Linked DNA regions of Homo sapiens: region 2 is linked to region 1. The links are chromatin loops, found by intact Hi-C in ENCODE. Cell type or tissue: GM12878. All regions are shown on one strand. Each heading gives the region's core, and the rest is flanking DNA. Links, peaks and the distances in the headings are about the cores only. Region 1 overlaps ZNF366 (zinc finger protein 366). Region 2 overlaps MRPS27 (mitochondrial ribosomal protein S27).

What was found. Hi-C counts contacts between places; a loop is a spot of excess contacts. Peaks named below come from ENCODE experiments on the same cell type or tissue, not always from the same donor. Only the 100,000 strongest peaks of a DNase experiment are listed, where the experiment ranks them.
Region 2: it touches region 1 in a loop (4-fold over the local background); 1 of 110 quality-filtered maps calls a loop at or near these places.

The regions. Positions count from the first base shown.
Region 1 is chr5:72,471,327-72,476,707 of GRCh38, reverse strand. All of the region lies in intron 1 of ZNF366 (zinc finger protein 366), which reads left to right. Among named protein-coding and RNA genes, the nearest start is that of ZNF366, 33 kb to the left of the region's middle. In GM12878, for the core only: no CTCF peak of the experiment used is centred there; DNase peaks (open chromatin) are centred at 2,447 and 4,455; H3K27ac peaks cover 4,594 bases.
Region 2 is chr5:72,295,824-72,301,204 of GRCh38, reverse strand. It overlaps MRPS27 (mitochondrial ribosomal protein S27), which reads left to right. Exons shown (of 11, transcript NM_015084.3): 3 at 3,503-3,573. Among named protein-coding and RNA genes, the nearest start is that of MRPS27, 22 kb to the left of the region's middle. In GM12878, for the core only: a CTCF peak has its summit at 2,118; a DNase peak (open chromatin) is centred at 2,976; H3K4me3 peaks cover 2,585 bases; H3K27ac peaks cover 4,307 bases.

The sequences.
Region 1 (5,381 bases), core at 55-5,054:
CCACTGCTGCCAGGGGAGAGCATAACCTGTTCAGGACTTTTCCTTTGTGATTACCTGGACCCCAGATGGCCATTGCCATGGCTGTGCCTCATCAACTCAATCTTGACATACAGAAAAATTTTCTCCACACCTCCAACACCCCACCATTAGTATCCTGGGTGGGTGGTGGAAAGGGAGGGATGACTGCAAGTCATAGGGCTTTTTCCAGCAGAATGTCTCTGCTGCCATGCTCACCCACTCACCATGTCCATTCACACTTCCCTTATTGTAGAGACTTCCATTTACATCGAACAGAGATTCACTGAGTACTCCCTACAGTACTTTTCAGCCTAGGATGGCCATGAGAATCACCTACAATACAGAGCTCTTAAAAAACATCGATGCCTGACTCCCACCCAAGAGATCCTGAGGTGATTTTGGTCTAAGAAAGAGCCTAGGTTTGCATTTTTTAAGGGAGGGGGCATTGTATGTTTAAAACTTCCAAAGTGATTCTCGTGTGCTGACCTACCATGTACCAGCCATTCTTCTAGAGACATACAACAGTGAACACAGGCCAGGTACCTGGTCTTATGAAACTTAGGATCTAGTGGGGCAAGTCAGATAATAAACATATGAATGACCAAGAAATTTTTTTATGGTGCTACCAGGAAAATAAAACTTGAGGCTGTGAAAGAGACAGCCAGGGATGCAGAGATTTGTAACTTTAGAGTGGTCAGGGCATCATTGTTATGGGGTCATACTTTGCTTCTTTACACGTGGTGAGCTCAGTGCTACAACAGGGCTGCAGTCAGACAGATCCTGCTCCTTGTTCATGACGGCATGGTGTCACCGTGTTCCCCGAGGCCAGATTTTACGGGCTGATGGACAATGAGAGCCTCTGATTGGGCAGATCAGCCCAAATCAACCACTGTTGCTGGAAGCCACCTTAGAGGGCATGTCTTACCCTCAGTGATTTGGTTTCAGAATGCTCCAGTCTTTTTGTCTTTTACCTACTATTAAATCAATAGCAGAACTCCTTTGACTACCTCACTCCAACATGATATCCTATTATCAGCATCATCTATTGAATACAGTTTTCTGACTTGTATATTGATAGTACTAAAAGCAGATCAAAACTCACTTATTCTGTACAGGCCCTCTGCAAGATAATGGTCTCATTGAATGAATTGCTAAGGTAGGCATTACCAGTTGAGTTTCATAAATGTGGAAACCAAGCCTCTGAAAGTTTAAGAGAATTTAGTGCGGCTTACCTCTGTAGTCCTTTTAGGTTCCTTCCAGCTTAGAAAATCTATGGTCCTATGATCTTTAGTGAGTTTCCTCCAGTGAGGTAGCAAGCCTCTAAGGGAAGGCATTTCATCTTCCCTTAGAAGGAAGATCTTTGCAGAAGACCCCCTTCTCTCCCACCCACCATGGGCCTTCCTTGTGTTGGGCAGTAAATACATCAGGGACCAGTCTGTGAAGGCAGCTTTCTGCTCACTTTTGGGTCCCTGAGCCCTACAGGAAGGTCTTCAGGCTGCGGGCTTCAGGATTGCTGCTCATAAGCTCCTGCATGTCAGAGCAAAGATGGTAACTCTGGCCTTTCTTCTCAAGACTCCAGGGTGGAGTTCTCAGTAAGCAACATTGAGCCTCCTCAAAGAAGCTCCCAAAGCACCTCATAGGCTTTTATAAAGGCTTCTGTGGGTGTTTGTCCCAAGATCTGTACCCTGGACAGAAAAGTTCAAGAGAAACAATTCTTTTATGCTACCCCTCCTTTCTTTCTAATTAAATTTTTAAAAATTGAGATTAAAATGCCAAATAAAGAGTCATTGTAATTCCTAAATTAGGAATTATTATTCAATAAGGCAGACTTAGAATTCCAAATAGTAAGTGGATTCTGTGGTTAAAGATGTGGAGGATTCCATACAGAGAAGGAAATTCCAGTAAGGTTGCTAAGGGAACTATATCTTTGAAGGGAACCCCCTATTTTGTTAATGTAATGCACACACAAAGAATAAGCAACTTGGATTACTTTACATGGCTTGTGTGTGTGTCTGTGTGTGTGTGTGTGTGTGTGTGCATGGGTGTACATTTGAGACAAAGAAAAAGAAAGCAAGGTTATGAATGTGATGAAATCTTATTAAAAAAATTAACATAGAAAACTGAAAAATTACAGTAACCTTCCTTTCTGAATTTGGACTTTCCCTCCCTTACTCTGATGTCCTTTTTTATTTTCACAGTTTAAGTCCCAAAAGAGAGATACAAACCTGTCCAAGATATAAGTCCTGTGATTATTTCAATGTAGTGGAAGAATACTTAAACCCTCACAGATTTAATCAACAGTGGCATTTTCCCCCCTCCCCTGTCCTTTCTCCTTTGTGTGCAGTGGAGAACCACAGCCCTCCAAGGAGACTTTCAGGATGGCTTAGCTGCCCCAGCTCCGTGCAGGAGCCTGAGAGTTCTGAGCCTTTTAATTGGCCTTTGTGGTGCTTCTGAGACAGTGTCAGAAACTCCTGATCTCATCTTCTTGAGGCCAAAGACATAGATTTAAGAGGTTAAAGGTTCATCTCCAGTACCAACAAATGCTCTTTAAACAATGTGCAAATTCAACATAGTGCTCACAGCAATAAATAAGCCATAATGATAATGTTTGCTGCTGCAAATTTCTCCACATGGCAAATTAATTCATTCTGATTCTGAACTGGCAACCAATGGCAACATTAATTTGCCAGATGGAGATACAACCTAAATTCACATGTGCTCTTCAAGCCACAGACAAACCTCTTTTCAAAGGCAGATATAGCAATGCATAGTAAGAGGATCACAACCAAGCAAGGGATATCTACTGAGTATCTTCATGGTGACCAGTACAGTGCAAGGTGCAATGACAGAAGAGAGTATGAATCCTAGGCTGCAGGGAGCTTAAGCACTGGTTAAGCACTAAACCTAAACACAAAATAATCAGAGTGCAATATAGGGGGAAAACATACATTTAACCCGGGGATCAGTGGGTTTAATGTCATAGGATTTGAAACAAGAGACAGATAACTGAGTAGGGAGCAAAGGTTTCCGGGAAGAAGCTGAACTTAAGTTCAGCCGGGAAGAATGGAATGGGTCAATGAAAAGAACATTTCTGGATGGCCAATCAGTCTAAACAAAGGCAACGAGGAAGGAATTATTATGCCTCTTGTAGCTAATTGTGAAAGTCTGATCTGACTGCAGTTGACAGGATTTTAGAGAGAAGGGGAACAGAGTTGGACTTGATTATGGAGAACTTTGACAGTCAGGTAGAGGAATTGACATTTGATTTGCTCTATATATCAGATAAGGATTGTGTTTCGCTGCAAGCCACAGAACTCTGAATACATTTTCTTAACCAAGTAAAGGATTCATTTTCTCAAATAACAAGAAGACCAGCACCAAGTGGGTACAGGAGCTCCACACTGACAATCTCCCTCTACCTCTTGACCATACATGGTAGGAAGCATTGTTGCCTCATTGTTCCAATATGGCTGCTCCTCCTCCAGCCTCATATCCACATTCCAGGCAGTTTTATCTACTATTTATTGTAAAAGAACAGAACAAAATTCTCTTAAGACTAGCAAATTATAGCAATTTGAAAATCCATCACTTACAAATGTTAAGTACTGGTGATTGTATAAGATAGTGACAACGCAGAAAGGTTTAGGAAATGGTCCCTGGCTTCAAGGAGATCCCAGTGTTGTGGGAGGTTAGATTATGCAATACCCCATGAGGAAGCTCCCTCGAGGGTGTGGGCATAGTCTGTGGGAGTTGAGAGGAAGGGGGACTGATTCTGTCTGAGGGCTGGGGCATGATTTGCACTTTGATATTGTGTGGTTCTACAGTGGTACAAATAGGACTGGACTTTTCATTTACCCTGAAAGCAGCTTTTAAGCAACTCAACTACATTAGGGCCCCGGGGAAGGACTTTACATTGCCAAAATCTACAGGGCTCACCCTTGACACGCCAGAGTGCCCTCTCAGCACTGGGGAAGAAGCCAGGGAGAAACTCGGAGGGCTGGAATGGAGAAACTGGATTAATCATATTTGCAGTGTGTAATTCTGTAATTACTATGAATCTTTCTAACCGATTCTTCTTTATTTCAAGGTTAACTGCAGTTCATTTTTGGACTTATACTTACTGGCTTTCTTAATGCAGTTAATTGAAGGTCAGCCTAATTTTGCAAGTCCCCAAATTCTTCCTCTGTTCTACAGAACCCACTGGTAGGGAAGGCTGTGGCACTGGTTGGGAAAGGGGAAACTTTTTCTCTCATCCTTCACATCCAAAGATAGTCCTTCATCCTTTTCATGTTGTTTTAACTGACATTTTAATGATTAAATAAAAACACACAAAAAAAGAACATTTTGAAAGAAAATAGTTTCTGATGTTAGTCAAGGAAATGTAGTTCTGCTTTTTGTTCTCTCATGTTCAGTAAATCAACCAACCAGTTCAATATTCCTCTAGTAGCTCCTAAAATGTTTTGCACGACATCTGGTTGTCAGTTTCTTTCACTAGATGGTGAGTTCCTTGAACCTAGTTTTTGGTTTATAAGACATTGTCCTCCTGGCACCCAGCATAGTGCAGACACAGAAGAGACACTTGAAGCAGTTTGCTGAGTGAATACCTGCAGGGCAGTTCCTCACAGTCTGAGTTTTTACTGTGGCTTGTATTTATTTTCCTGATGATACAAGCCTAGGTCATAAAACTGTATGCCCAAAGAAAAAGCCTGGGTGAAGTCTGACAGGAGCATCCAAAGACCTTAGGCAGAGGCTAAGACTGGAGGATCACTTGAGGCCAGGAGTTCAAGACCAGCCTGGGCAACAAAGTGAGACCCCGTCTCTTAAAAAAAAATTTTTTTTAAGACCTTGGGCAGAAAAATCAAGGAGTCTATTAAAATGCCTCAAGAGAATTTTTCAGAGCTCAAAAGGAAGGGAATCCCAAGTCTAATTTTGTCTGAGTGTTTGCTGTTTGAAAGCCAATATGAATTTTTACATTTTTAATGCAAGTGTTTGAATAGCTAAGTCATCTACAGTGTATAGAAGTATAAGTTGCAAAAGTATACCATTAAAAGTTTCCTTTCCACCCAGGCACTGAACAGCTGCAGAGGCACCCACCCATAGACTATGATGGGAACGGCCCCTCCATAAATTGGTAACTCAGCTGCTTCACTCCCAAACCTTCCTCCTCCAGCCATACAGTCCTTTTCCCCAGAGACAGCAGATAATACCAGATTCTTCTATTTCCTTCTAGAGCTAGGCTATCTGTACATGTACACAAGGAGATAAGTGCATGTATTTTATCAGTATGTATATTTTATAAGAATGATTTTAGTGAGCAGAATCAATAGAAAAAAATCAATATGAAGCAGACGAATGAGAAGACT
Region 2 (5,381 bases), core at 175-5,174, 180 kb after region 1:
AGTTGTTTTCCCCCAGTAGGTACTGAGTCATTGAGATCAATCCCTCAGGGAAAAAAGAGAGGAAAAAATGGTTAAATGCACAACAATAGGTTTTCAACAAATACTTATTACTTGATCATTTCTGGTGTGTCCTTATTACTTGATACCAATTTCTTCCACCAGGGAGTAAACAAACCTTGGAAACCCAATTGCTTTTTTCTTTCTTCCTTTTCTTCCTTTGATTCATTTCTTTAGGTATTTACTAGGTGCCTTTTATGGAACTGTTCTAGGGACTGAGAGTGTGTATATTAGTAATTATATGGATTTTATTTTTAGTGTAAGAGACAGAAAAACAACACAGATTAGCATTTATTGGTTTTTATCCTGATTGGCTGATTTATCTTTTAAAATGCTCACTCAGACTGCTGGGTGGAGATTAGATAATAAGGGTGGGGACAGTAGTTAAAACAAGGTCAGGAGATGAGAGATACTGGTGGCTTAGCAGTAGTGGTGATGAGAAATATATAGTTATTTTTCAAATCTAGAGCCTGTAGGATTTATTGACAAATTGGTTATAGAGTGTGAAAAGAATGGGGTCAAGGATGATGCCTACATTTTTGGCCTCAGTAAACCAGCCAATGTGGTGGTCATTTACTGAGATAGGAAAAGCATATTGAAAGTGGAAGGTTGAGGAAATAAGAGAACATGTGATGTTTAGATACCTATTAGACACCCAGATGGAAATATCACCTATGTAATTGGAAATGCAAGTCTGGAGTTAAAGGGAGAAGACAGGGTAGGTATGTACATGTGGAGCCAACCATCTGTAGGTAATGGTTAAAGGCGTGGCAGAGAATGAGATCACCTAGGGACCGAGCATAGATGGAGAAGGGAAGTCTGCAGTCTACTAGAGTCCTAGAGGCACTCCAATGTTTAGAAGTCAAGAAGAGGAGATCCTGCAAAGGAACACAAGAAGGAGAGAAAAAAGAGAATATTTTGTGAAGGATAGAATGGTCAACTGTATCAAATGATAGAAGTCAAGTAAGATGAGAACAGAAAATTAACCACTGGATTTTAACAATGTGGCAGTGGTTATTGGTGTCAGTTGAATGTGTTGAAGACTGGGAGCTCAGGAGGTAGTAACAGCTGTATCTAAGATGACTCTTTTTAGCAGTCTTGCTGTTAAGAGGAGCAGAGAAAAGGAGCCATAATGGTAGGAAATATGAGGGCAAGGGAGGGCTTTTTTGTTTAACACCATTCAACCTTTGTAACAGAATGGAGGACACAGAATATGGGCACAGATGCTAGTAACCTGGTAGACATGATGCTAGAAGGATAAAGTTCTCTTTGGATTGCTTCTGTTTTCTCAGTGAAATGAGACACAAAATCATGAGCTGAGAGTGAGGAGAAGGGGAAAAAGGATATTGTAAATTTGAAAAGCAATGACAAGATGTGAAGTAAACATTTTAGAGAGTATGCTGCCTAGGATTTCAGATATTTTCAGACTCTGAGATAAAAGTGTGATCTCAGAAATACCAAATATTCCTATGGATGTTCTGCTAGAAGGAACCAAAATAGGAATCATTCAGGCCAAAAATCATTAAGGATAACCAGAGTGCTGCTCTGATTTGTTCAGGGTAGGTATAAAAGTCACTTGATAAATTTCAATTTTTAAATGTTTTGAATAGCTAATATACACCTATAACCTGATATATAGCTAATATATTTCAAAATACAAAAGGAATAAATGCGTAAGCAATGAAGAGTCTTCTTCCCTGGATCTCCCATCATCTAATTTCTTTTTTTGGGGGGAACCTATCAGGAAATACACTTGCTTGTGTCTCCTTCCAGAAATATTTTATTGATCCTTTCCCCGCCCCTCCCCATCCCAGGTCTTTTTTTTTTTTCTTTTATTTTTTTCTTTCATGAGCTAATTATATTGGACTTCTTTATTTCCACTTTCATTTTAGATTCAGGGAGTACATGTGCAGGTTTGTTACATGGGTATATTGCATGGCACTGAGGTTTGGGGTATAAGTGATTCCATCATCCAGGTACTAAGCATAGGTAGTTTGTCAGCCCTTGCCCCCTTCCCTCTCTCCTGCCTCTAGGAGTCCCCAGTGTCTGCTGTTCCCATATTTATGTCCGTGTATACCCAGTGCTTACCACCCACTTGTAAATGAGAACATGTGGTATTTGGTTTTCTGTTCCTGCGTTAATTTACTTAGGATAATGGCCTCCAGCTGCATCCATGTTGCTGCAAAGGACATGGTTTCATTTTTTTTTTTATGGCTGTGTAGTATTTCATGGTGTATATGTACCATATTTTCTGTATCCAATTCACCATTGTTAGGTTGATTCCATGTCTTTGCTATGGTGAGTAGTGCTGCGGTGAACATCGAGTGCATATGTCTTTTTGGTAGAATGTTTTATTTTATTTTCGGTATGTACCTAATAATGGGATTGCTGAATCAAATGGTAGCTCTGTTTTTTTTTTTTTTGTTTTTTTTTTTGAGACGGAGTCTCGCTCTGTCTCCCAGGCCGGACTGCGGACTGCAGTGGCGCAATCTCGGCTCACTGCAAGCTCCGCTTCCCGGGTTCACGCCATTCTCCTGCCTCAGCCTCCCCAGTAGCTGGGACTACAGGCGCCCGCCACCGCGCCCGGCTAATTTTTTGTATTTTTAGTAGAGACGGGGTTTCACCTTGTTAGCCAGGATGGTCTCGGTAGCTCTGTTTTAAGTTATTTGAGAGATCTCCAAACTGCTTTCCACAGTGGCTGAATTAATTTACATTCTTACCAACAGTGTATAAGCATTTCCTTATCTCTGCAGCCTTGCCAGCATCTGTTATTTTTTGACTTTTTAATAATAGCCATTCTGACTGGTGTGAGATGGTATCTCATTGTGGTTTTTATTTGCATTTCTCTGATGGTTAGTGATGTTGAGCATTTTTTTCCTATGTTGGTTGACTGCTTGTATGTCTTTTGAGAAGTATCTGTTCATGTCTTTTGCTCATTTTTTAATGGGGATATTTGGTTTTTGCTTGTTGAATTGTTTAAGTTCCGTACAGATTTTGGGTGTTAGACCTTTGTCGGATGCGTAGTTTGTGAATATTTTCTCCCATTCTGTAGATTGTCTGTTTACCCTGTTGATGGTTTTTAGTTTAATTAGGGTCCCACTTGTCAATTTTTGTTTTTGTTGCAATTGCTTTTGAGGACTTAGTCATAAATTCTTTCTGAAGGCCGATGTCCAGAATAGCATCTCCTAGGTTTTCAAATTGATCCATTTTTTTAAAAGCTAAATACATGGTAAAAAGTTTTTTTAAAATAATTCTCAACCCAATTAAATCATTTTTAAAATGTTTTAAAGAATATTCTTTTTTCCTCTTTAATTTATATAAAAATAATTTCTAAAAAGCAAGAAAGAACGTTTCTTTTAATACTTCATGTTGGCAGCCATCTGGCAAGAATTGTAAAAAAATATGTATCTTTAACAAGGTTTTTTTTCTTTTTTTGTCTTCACAGCTGATCTTGCATCTTTAATGGATAAAACATTTGAGAGAAAGTTGCCTGTTAGTTCTTTAACAATATCACGGGTAAGAAAATTTTAACATATATATTTTCCAAGAACAAGGAAGAAAGCCAGAAAGGCCCTTCATGTAGATGAGGCTGTGTAAATAAAAAATAGTTTGCATAGGAAATATTTTTGAGAGTATGGTAAGTTTTTATAGTTACTAATAGATATTTTATACTGTAATAGCAAATTTCTTTGGCTGAAATAAAAGTTAATACATTTACCAGATTCTGATATCAGTAATCAGTTTTGTGTATCTGATTTATTTTTTCCAGGATATGACATTCTGCTGTATGATACCATCAGTTTTTTTAAGTTGATACATCCTTCAAAGTAATGATATTTACCCGTTAGTATTGGAAGTGTTTTTGGTAGCCAAGAAAGTCTGTAAAAGAATGGATATTAATGTTAAAGTTAAACTGCAGCAGAGTGATGGGTGGAAGAATAATGTTAGGTTAGGAATCAGGAATAGTAACCATTACTGAGCACCTTCTATGCCAGTTTTGAATGTATTAGTTCCTTAACATACATTATTTTTTTAATTCTCACTGCTCCCTATGCAATAAACAGTCTATGTAAGACATGGTTTAATAACTTTCCCAAGTTCACACAGCTTGTAAGCGTGGAAAAACTGAGATTCAAACCCAGATATCTAGGTTCTCTTCTGTTGCCTGCTTCAAATATATCTGGGCTTGTCTTTAACATGAATTCACTTCATGACATTGGGCAATGAGATCCCTCTCAATTTTCTCATTTTCAGCATGGGTACGGTTGCATCTTCCTCCCAGGGAATAATGGGATGCTAAAATGAGATTTTAGCTGTGAAAACTTTTTACAGAAATTAATGGCACCATAAAATTTAAAATATTGTTAAATATGGAAGAGAGAGAGGAAAGAAATTACCTTTCTTTTGAATCCTGGTCCTTTCTTTCTGCCTTTTAGTTGAGAAATAATTTTACTGTTCGTAAGTTACATTTAATAGACTCATAATTGGCATATTGGAGGAGAATGGAAAGGCCATTTTTCGTCCCTTACATGATGGGTAAAACTTCTGTATGCCATAATACCTGGTATTTATTTAGGTAGTACTTCAAGGTTTACAGTTTTTATGTACATTTTCTCATTGGTGCCTTATACTCTTCGAGGCCAGTGCCTTTATCCTATTTATGCAGATGGAGCAACCAAGTCCCAGAGGGGCTATGCCATCTGTTTATGCCATACAGCAAACAATCAGAGCTGTTTCTCAAGCTCAGGTTCTGTGTTTGAACCACATTTTATATGCCCTTAATGGATTTCTAAGTCAAGTCCAGAAGTGCTAGGCATTTTTAGAAAGTCTCCCTCTTTTTACTCTCCTCTCTTTCTTTTATGAGGTTTTCATTATATTCACAACATGCATTGTCTTCTACGCTTTTTTTTTCTTTTTTGCCTCTGAGTCTCTATTTTAGAATAGAATCTGTGTTTGGAATAATCCTTTTTATTTGTTTATTTGGACCATAGTTAATGAGCATACTCAGAGATTTTATGGTTTGAAGGGAGAGTTTGTTGGTAAAGGAATCATAGGTTTACTGTTGCATAGCAGAGCTAAATCAAAGTAGAAAAAATCGTTGCAAGACTGAGTTCTCTAAATTTAGATGTTTATGTTCTGGGCAATAGTTTTTTAGCCATCAGAGTCTTCATTTTTTCAGCCATATGTTCCCATGTTTGGAACATAAAGAAAATAATATCAGGGTTTAAAGATAAAGGAAAAAATAGGTAACTAGTTATAATCAGTGGAACACTCTCCTTGTTCTGAGCAAGGTTCATGTTTGGCTTTCAATCCGTTTTCTGATC